Regions from separate parts of the Mus musculus genome. Here region 2 is linked to region 1. A link is a contact called in ENCODE POLR2A ChIA-PET data. All regions are on one chromosome and are shown on one strand. The core of a region is the stretch at or near the end of the contact, and the rest is flanking DNA. Distances in the headings are between cores, read along the strand shown. Region 1 holds the start of Tial1 (Tia1 cytotoxic granule-associated RNA binding protein-like 1). Region 2 holds the start of Mcmbp (minichromosome maintenance complex binding protein).

Region 1 (3,590 bases), core at 387-2,886:
TTACAAGGGTTGTGGGCTTGTTCTGGGTATAGGACTGCCTGCGTTTCATTTGGCTTACCTTTTGGAAGTGGATGGGAACTGTATGGCTGAGGCTGAGCTTGGTGCCTTCCCCACCTCTTCCCTTCCCTATTTTTTTTTCTGACCCCTTTGTTTCACTTGTGTAGATTTCTGAAGCTCTCTGAAGTTCTTTCCTTTCCTTTTTTAAAAAAAAAATTAATTTTTTTTTTTTTTGGCTTTTTCGAGATAGGATTTGCTGTGTATAGCCTTGGCTGTCCTGGAACTCATTCTGTAGACCACGCTGGCCTCGAACTCAGAAATTCGCCTGCCTCTGCCTCCCAAGTGCTGGGATCAAAGGCGTGCGCCACCACGCCCAGTTGCTCTTTCCTTTTTCACTTTGGGATATAATCCGTTTCTCGTTCAGACTTACTCTCTCCTTCCTAGGCTCATGGAGAAGCAGCCTCCAATCTCCCACTGTACCTGTAAATTCAGGTAGGGTTTCAGTATGCAGCTAAGCAGATCTATAAGCTACCCCAAAGCTCTCTGTTGGCCACCAGACCTTTTCTCTCCTTCAATGAGACAGTGTGCAGCTGGGGGCACGGGAGAGCTGGTTAAGAGCACACTTACAGTGGCTTCCAGTTTGGTTCTCAGCACTCATATGCAGCTCACAACCACTGTTAACTCCAGTCTCAGGCAGGGAATGCCATCCCTTCGTCTGACCCCTAGGGGCCTCAGCCACAAATGTGGTGTACATCCAGTAGATTGTCATGATTCTATCTCCTCTCTTGCTTTAGCATCTCAATACTAGCAGCCCGTGTCCTCCAATACCGAACTCCAGACTGTTTTGGCATGAGACCTGGTCGTTGAGCCTCTTTGCTGTTTTCACTGATTATTAGTTTTTGATAAGGTCTTGGTATCTATTTCTAGGCTGGCCTTAAATCCATTATCCTCCTGTTCAGTAGCACTGTGCGCCACCACGCGAATATTTAAGTTTTAAGTAGGGATTTGAAAGAGCGGTACAAGCCATTTGAATGAGGGGCTGCTCTTTTGCAGCCTTACCCACTAATCCGATGAGATAATGGGTAGCGATCCTTGTGGAACTTGTAAAGCAAGTTACAAGCGGTATAGTCTAGAAAGGCCTATCTGGTTAGAACACGTGCTCAAAGACAAGGCTGGATCTGGTGTTGCCCGATGTCCGCTACATCTCTCCGGGTTCAGAGTTGCCACTCTTTTGCCCGTCGCGTGAGGCGTCGGTTGTTGAACACGGACCAGCAGTTCTGAGAGTAGAGGCGGGCAAGGCCGGCTGACGGGAGAACCACGCGGAGCCAGCACACCGCCTGATCTGCAGTTGAAGAAACCGCTCTGGGGCTGGACGGAGGCGGAGCAGAAGCTCACACTGGACCAACAGAAGAGCCTTAAGATGCTAAGAGCGATCCTGGGGCGGGCCCCGGCGCGAGGCACTCTGGGATTTGTAGTTTACTTCCCGGACAGCTCCTCTCTATTTCGGCCGCCCGCCTTTTATTCCTCGCTCTATCCCGGCACGCCGACTACTTAGTCGCGGCACGTCCTCACGTACGACTACACTACCCAGAAATCTCTCCTTCGCGCTCCGGCAGGCGCAGGGTCTGCCTTGAACTACAGTTCCCAGAAGGCCACTGGAGAAGGGCTTCCCCCACTTTCCCGGGACCGCAATTCCCGGAGACTTGGTTTCGCGGCTTTTCTCTCTGTGTTGGGTCTCTCTTGGACCCGGATAGGTCTTGACTGGCCAGCAGGCCCACAGCGACAACGTGCTCCGTCGTGTCCAGTCGCAGGGTGTACTCTTTGGCCGGGCTTTCTGTCTCTTTAGCTACTTTTGCCGGACAGGCCGTCGCAGCTGGCCTGAGCAGTGACCTGGCGGGCCGCGCCTGCGCCCTGCCGCGTTTCCTGCCTGGCTGGTGGTGGCGGCCATTTTGTTCATCCTCCTCCTCCTCCTGCTCCTCCTGGTTGGAGCGCAGTGTCCGGAGCGGGCTGGGGGGAGCGGACCCGAGAGCGGGGTTCAGTACCTTTTCCTCTGTCCCCAGCCGGCGCCCGGAGCCCCCCTCCCCTTCCTTCCCGCCCCCTCCCCTCCCCAGCCCTGCCCTCCCCCTTGTCCCGGGATCACTCCGTCGCACCCACCATGATGGAAGACGACGGACAGCCCCGGACTCTGTGAGTACCCGAGACCCGGGGTGCCAGGCACCGAGTGGCCCGGGCACTGCGGGAAGCGGAGGGAGGAAGGGAGAGCAGGAGCCCGGGACTAGAAGCGGAGAGCCGGGCGTCGCGGTGGCGCGGCTGTGAAGTGCATTCCTCATCTGTCCCCCTTCCCAGAGAAGGAAGCCCTCCCTTCCCCCCCAAACACAGTCACTTCCTAGGGTCTAGGGCTTGTCTCGACTTTTTCCTCCCGACCCCTTCTTTTGCACACTCTTGCTTGGCTGGGCTTGTGCACGGCTGAGGCTGTCAGGCGCGGGAGAGCTACTGTTCCCCCTGTGCTTTGGGGGCTCCGGGCTGAGCCAGGAGCTGTGGGTCCCTACGGGGGCAGGGCTTGGCGGGGGTGGGACCACTACTGCATCCTTTGGCTTGAACGTTTAGCCTCAGTCCACGTCCTCAGCAGTCCACGTCCTCAGCCTCAGTCGCTCCGAGTCCTTCTCCCCAGTCTACCACTCTTTAACCAGAGGAGCCCCTTGTCTCTTTCTGCCCCACGTGCCCCACGCTGTCAGAAACACCCGCCTAGCGCCTGCTGCTTTTGAAGTGCCAAAGTGATTGCTTTTCGCCACCGTGCACCACCTCTGTCCCTTGGATAACGAAGTTTACTTTGAGCGCTTACTGCGCCAACCTGACAACCAGTTAAACTCCTTTCGCTCAGTTAGTGATGCCGCTTCCTAATCCGTTTGTGCGTCCGGACCATCGGAGTTGGATAAAAGGATGACTGCTCCCGCTATTTGTTACCTGTCTTTTGAGTGCTATTTTTCGCGGTATAGCTGTCGGGTTTCACCTGAAGCCCAATCTAATGAATGAATCGCATCTTCCAACCGCTTAATTGGCGTTTCCTACCCCCCTCCGCCGGCCCCCCCTCCCATGCAGAGTGATGACTCAGCGTCTGTATTCCTTTCCAAATAGTGTGGCACTCTTTTTTTTTTTTCCTTAGTCTGAGTAATTTCCAATTCATTGTTTAAAGTGAGCACCTTGGGTTTTCCCAGCCTCTCCAGGCCTACTACTCCTGCCTGGAGTAAATACATAGAGTCAGCCTACTGCTTTGTCTCTCTTGCCTCCCACTGCCTAGTATTGATTGGTATGATGGTCAGAGTCCACTTGGCTGGGTTAGCTGATGGGGAAAGTACTTTTTAGGGAATCGACGACGGTGGATAGACATTCAGGACCTCTGACTAGCTAGCTTCTCAGAGCTTCATGCGTAGCACAGAAAATATGTTCAGTAAAGAAGGTCCATATGTATATTCAGTGTTGATAACAGATATTTTTTGAGCATTGTTTATACTTTACATTTTTATTTCGCTTAACATCTGGCTTGGGAAACTTGAAAACATCTTTTTTTTTTTTTTTTTTTTTTTTTAAACTTG
Region 2 (3,590 bases), core at 312-2,811, 280 kb before region 1:
TCTGCCTACCTCTGCCTCCCAAGTGCTGGAATTAAAGTTGTGTGCCACCACCGCCTGGCTGAGCTTTCGATCCTTATCAACCCAGAAGCAGAAAGATCTTATATACTGTGTCTACCATGAATCTCTCCTATTTTGACTTCCTGCAGCTTGTTGCCTTTGGGAACTAAGAACTACTTTCTTCTGTCATTTCTCTACAAAGTTATTGTTCTTTGTGGGTGATCACAAACTTAATTTTTCTTTCAAGACAGGGTTTCTTGAAAACCTGTGTATCCCTGGCTGTCCTAGAACACGCTGTGTAGACCAGACTGGCATCAAACTCAGAGATCTTCCTGCTTCTGCCTCCTGAGTGATAGGATTAAAGGCATGGGCCACCACTGTGGAGCTCTTAATTTTTATCTATTTGTTTTTGAGACGGGGTCATATATAGGTAGCTCAGGCTGGCCTCAAATTCAGTGTGTAGCCAAGGCTGGCTATGAACTCCTGACCTTCCTTGACTATATCCCAAGTGCTATGATTTAAGGATACGTTCCCTCCAGGGGACCAACAAAGGCAGAAGGGCAGGTTTGGTTCCCTTTTCCTTCTGAACTACAGAGGTTTCTGGGTTTGGTCATAGCTGTCTCTGTTCATCTGTCGCCATCTCTCTCTGTTTGATCCCTTGCTAGGGCTTGCATGACAGGCAAGTGTTCTGCCACCAAGAAGTTCTTATTCTTCAGCTATATACTTTCTAGATTACATTCAGATCACCACTACCTTTTTACAGCCGAGTAGGTATAGATGATGAAATCAGGGTTTTCTGAGGTATATCCCATTTCTAGGGAAAATGTCTTCTCTATGAAAACTTGACAGTTCCTAAATTCTCTAGGCCCTTCAGGGTCTGCCCTGTAAGAGTGTTCTGATCTGTATGCTGTATAGGAATCTTGTCATAGCTCCCTAGTTGCCAGGTTGGAAGCAGAGATCATTTGGGTGTTTTGAGGTTAGAAGCTAAAGGCTGGGCTAGGAGAGAGTTCTGAGCACTTGCCAGTTCCTTGGCCATATTGAGATGCCCACAAAGGCTACACAACCTCCTTGATTAAATCGTTCAGGAAGAACTCACTGAGCTGGGGGCAAATCTTATACAGGACTTTGGGCAGGGCACCTTAGAAGAGTTCTACCACCAGAAACAAGAGGCACAAGGGGATCAGATGATCAGACACCAAATAGAATTTCAACCTTTAATTTTGCTTAGAGATGACTCTTGAAGTTGGCAGAACGTGCGTCTTTTTGGTCCAGGTGCAAGGACTCAAACTTTGAGCCAATGAAGCACCCTGATGGAGTTTGCCACCAGGCGCGCACACAGGGACCACTATACCAAGCACAGACGCGCTCCTCTGCCCATCTCCAAGATGGCGGCCCCGGGATTGCCCGACCTGTCTCCGTCTCCAAAATGGCCGTCCGCCCCGCCCACTCCCTCCCCTCCGGGAGTGCGCAGCACGCTCCCGCCGCCCCTCCTCCTCGAGCTCCACCCAGGTCGCTGGCAGCGCGGTCGGTGGCCGCGATTTCCCGCCATTGTGAGAAGTGGAGGCTAGGACGGTCTCCCCCCCACCCCTCCGGCCGCTGGCCAGCAGCTCCGAGGCGCTCGTGCCCGTCACCGCAGCCACCTCTCCTTGAGACGCGCGGAGGCCCGTGGCTCGCGACGCCCCCGCGCGTGGGAGGGCGCGGACGAGGAGCGGCCGAGCCCCCGAGAAGCCGGGCTCCGAGCGCGCTCGGCCCGCAGAGGAGCGCCCGCCGCACGGGCCGCGCTGGCCCCGGCCCTCAGCGCCATGCCCTGTGGAGAAGATTGGCTGAGCCACCCGCTCGGGATCGTGCAAGGCTTCTTCGGTGAGTGGCGCGTGGCGAGCAGGGCCGGGAGGGGAGCGGAGTTTGCGGGACCAGGCCCGCCGCGCGGCCGCACTCCGGACGACGGGCCGGGGGAATCACTGCCGAGGGCTCGCGTGGCCCCGGGCCTGGAAGCCGAGCAGAAGCAGCCGTCTCCGGCCGCCGGCGCTGGCGCCGCCGCCGCCTCCCGTCACCTGCCCGCTGCCCGGCCGCGGCTCGCTGGCGGCGGGGCCGCGGCTCCGAGCGCTAGCTGTGATTGACGGCCTGGCTCCGGGCCGGTGGCCTACGTAGCCCGGGTGCTGCAGACACGGAGAGGTCCCCTTGCCCACGGAGGGCCCTTAGAGCGGCCGCGGAGAGAAGCCACTGCCTGTGGGAGCCTGCGGGATATTTCAAAACTTCCGGGGTGTGTAAGGGAGTGCTCGAGCCTTCGCTCAGAAGTTCTCTCTGTTTCCCTTGACATCCGGGAGAATGCTTCTTCTTTTTTTTTTTTTTTTTTTTTTAAATTATTCTTCCTGCCCTGTTGACATTAGAACCCGTCTGCTCTGTTACCTGTTCCCGTACCAGGGCTAGCTAGAAATACTCAACTACTTAGATGAGTTGCCACAGAACGGGAGCCGAGAGTGCTGTAGGCAAGCTGAGTAAATTCTAGGTGTAATTGTCATCGTTGCTTTTTTTGGTTAACCAGACCTCCGATTCCCACGCGCATCCCAGATTTCGGTGCGTTTAATGACTGGCCTGTGCCACCGGTCTCCGTGGAATGTGTTTTCTGTAGTAACGCTCCCACCGGATCGGATTCATTTTACCTAGAATTCTAACTAATCAGGTAGTTTCCCAGGGTGAAACTAAAGCCGGCAGATAGAAGGGCTGGGTAGACATGACGATTATATAGCCAGTGAACACACAGTGTCTTCAACAGGGGCAGGGGTGTGCAAGCCCGCGAAAGAGTAAACCACGGGCTTGGGGTATTATAGCTCAGTAGTAGAATGTGTGCCTGGCCTGATGAATGGTCTGAGTACAGTGCAGGTGGAAAGAGGCAGATTCAAACCTAGCCATCTAGGGTGGTTATCAAAGGGTGTGTGTAAGCTGCTACCTGTGATTCTGTCATTTGGAAGGCAGAGCCCTTCGCTAAGTGCTAGTAATTGAAGTTCAAAATATTGGACCCAACAACTGGCATGTCGAGACTAACAATGATTCCCAAATGTCAAGCCAGGGTTCAGTTCTGTACTGGGTGAAAGTGCAAATGTGTAGATAAATTTTTAGGGGAAAAAAAATCTCTCCGTAGTTAAAGGTTTGGGACTTAAAGGGTTAAGTTCCAATGACCGATACCAGAATTCCTTACCCTTTAGTTTGAGGCAGGTCCCTAGCCCTAGCTGGCTGGCTTGGCGCTCATGGAAATCCTCCTGCCTCATCCTTTGGAGTGTTGCGTGTGCCACCTTACCCAGCCAGAATCTCCATTTATGAGAAATATCCCACTACCACGGTCCTGCTGTAGGGAGTTCGGGGAAAATTGCATTTGATTATCAATATTTTATAAATATTTTGGAATGTTTTGGAAAGGTCACTGCTGCCCTCTGAATGACTCTTTGGGAGAGAAGTGTATAACCTGCTCTGCTGTATTTCTGCTGTGTTTTCCTGTCGCAGTGATTACATTGGGTACCTTAAAGCTGGAGACTCTTTGGTCTGTGTTTGATTTTTGATTTCCGTACTGGGGGTTGAACCCAGTACAAGCAGGCAAA

What was found. ChIA-PET counts read pairs that join two places held with the same protein, here RNA polymerase II (POLR2A).
Region 2: POLR2A ChIA-PET joins it to region 1 with 17 read pairs in embryonic stem cell. The contact joins the promoter of Mcmbp here to the promoter of Tial1 in region 1. POLR2A ChIA-PET finds 5 or more read pairs at or near these places in 4 of 5 experiments (Patski and embryonic stem cell).

The regions. Positions count from the first base shown.
Region 1 is chr7:128,459,719-128,463,308 of GRCm38, reverse strand. It overlaps Tial1 (Tia1 cytotoxic granule-associated RNA binding protein-like 1), which reads left to right and starts at 1,636. Exons shown (of 12, transcript NM_001347640.1): 1 at 1,636-2,184. The coding sequence starts at 2,153. It overlaps Gm32816 (a long non-coding RNA gene), which reads right to left and starts at 1,589. Exons shown (of 4, transcript XR_378509.4): 1 at 1,057-1,589.
Region 2 is chr7:128,738,400-128,741,989 of GRCm38, reverse strand. It overlaps Mcmbp (minichromosome maintenance complex binding protein), which reads left to right and starts at 1,561. Exons shown (of 16, transcript NM_145955.3): 1 at 1,561-1,857. The coding sequence starts at 1,800.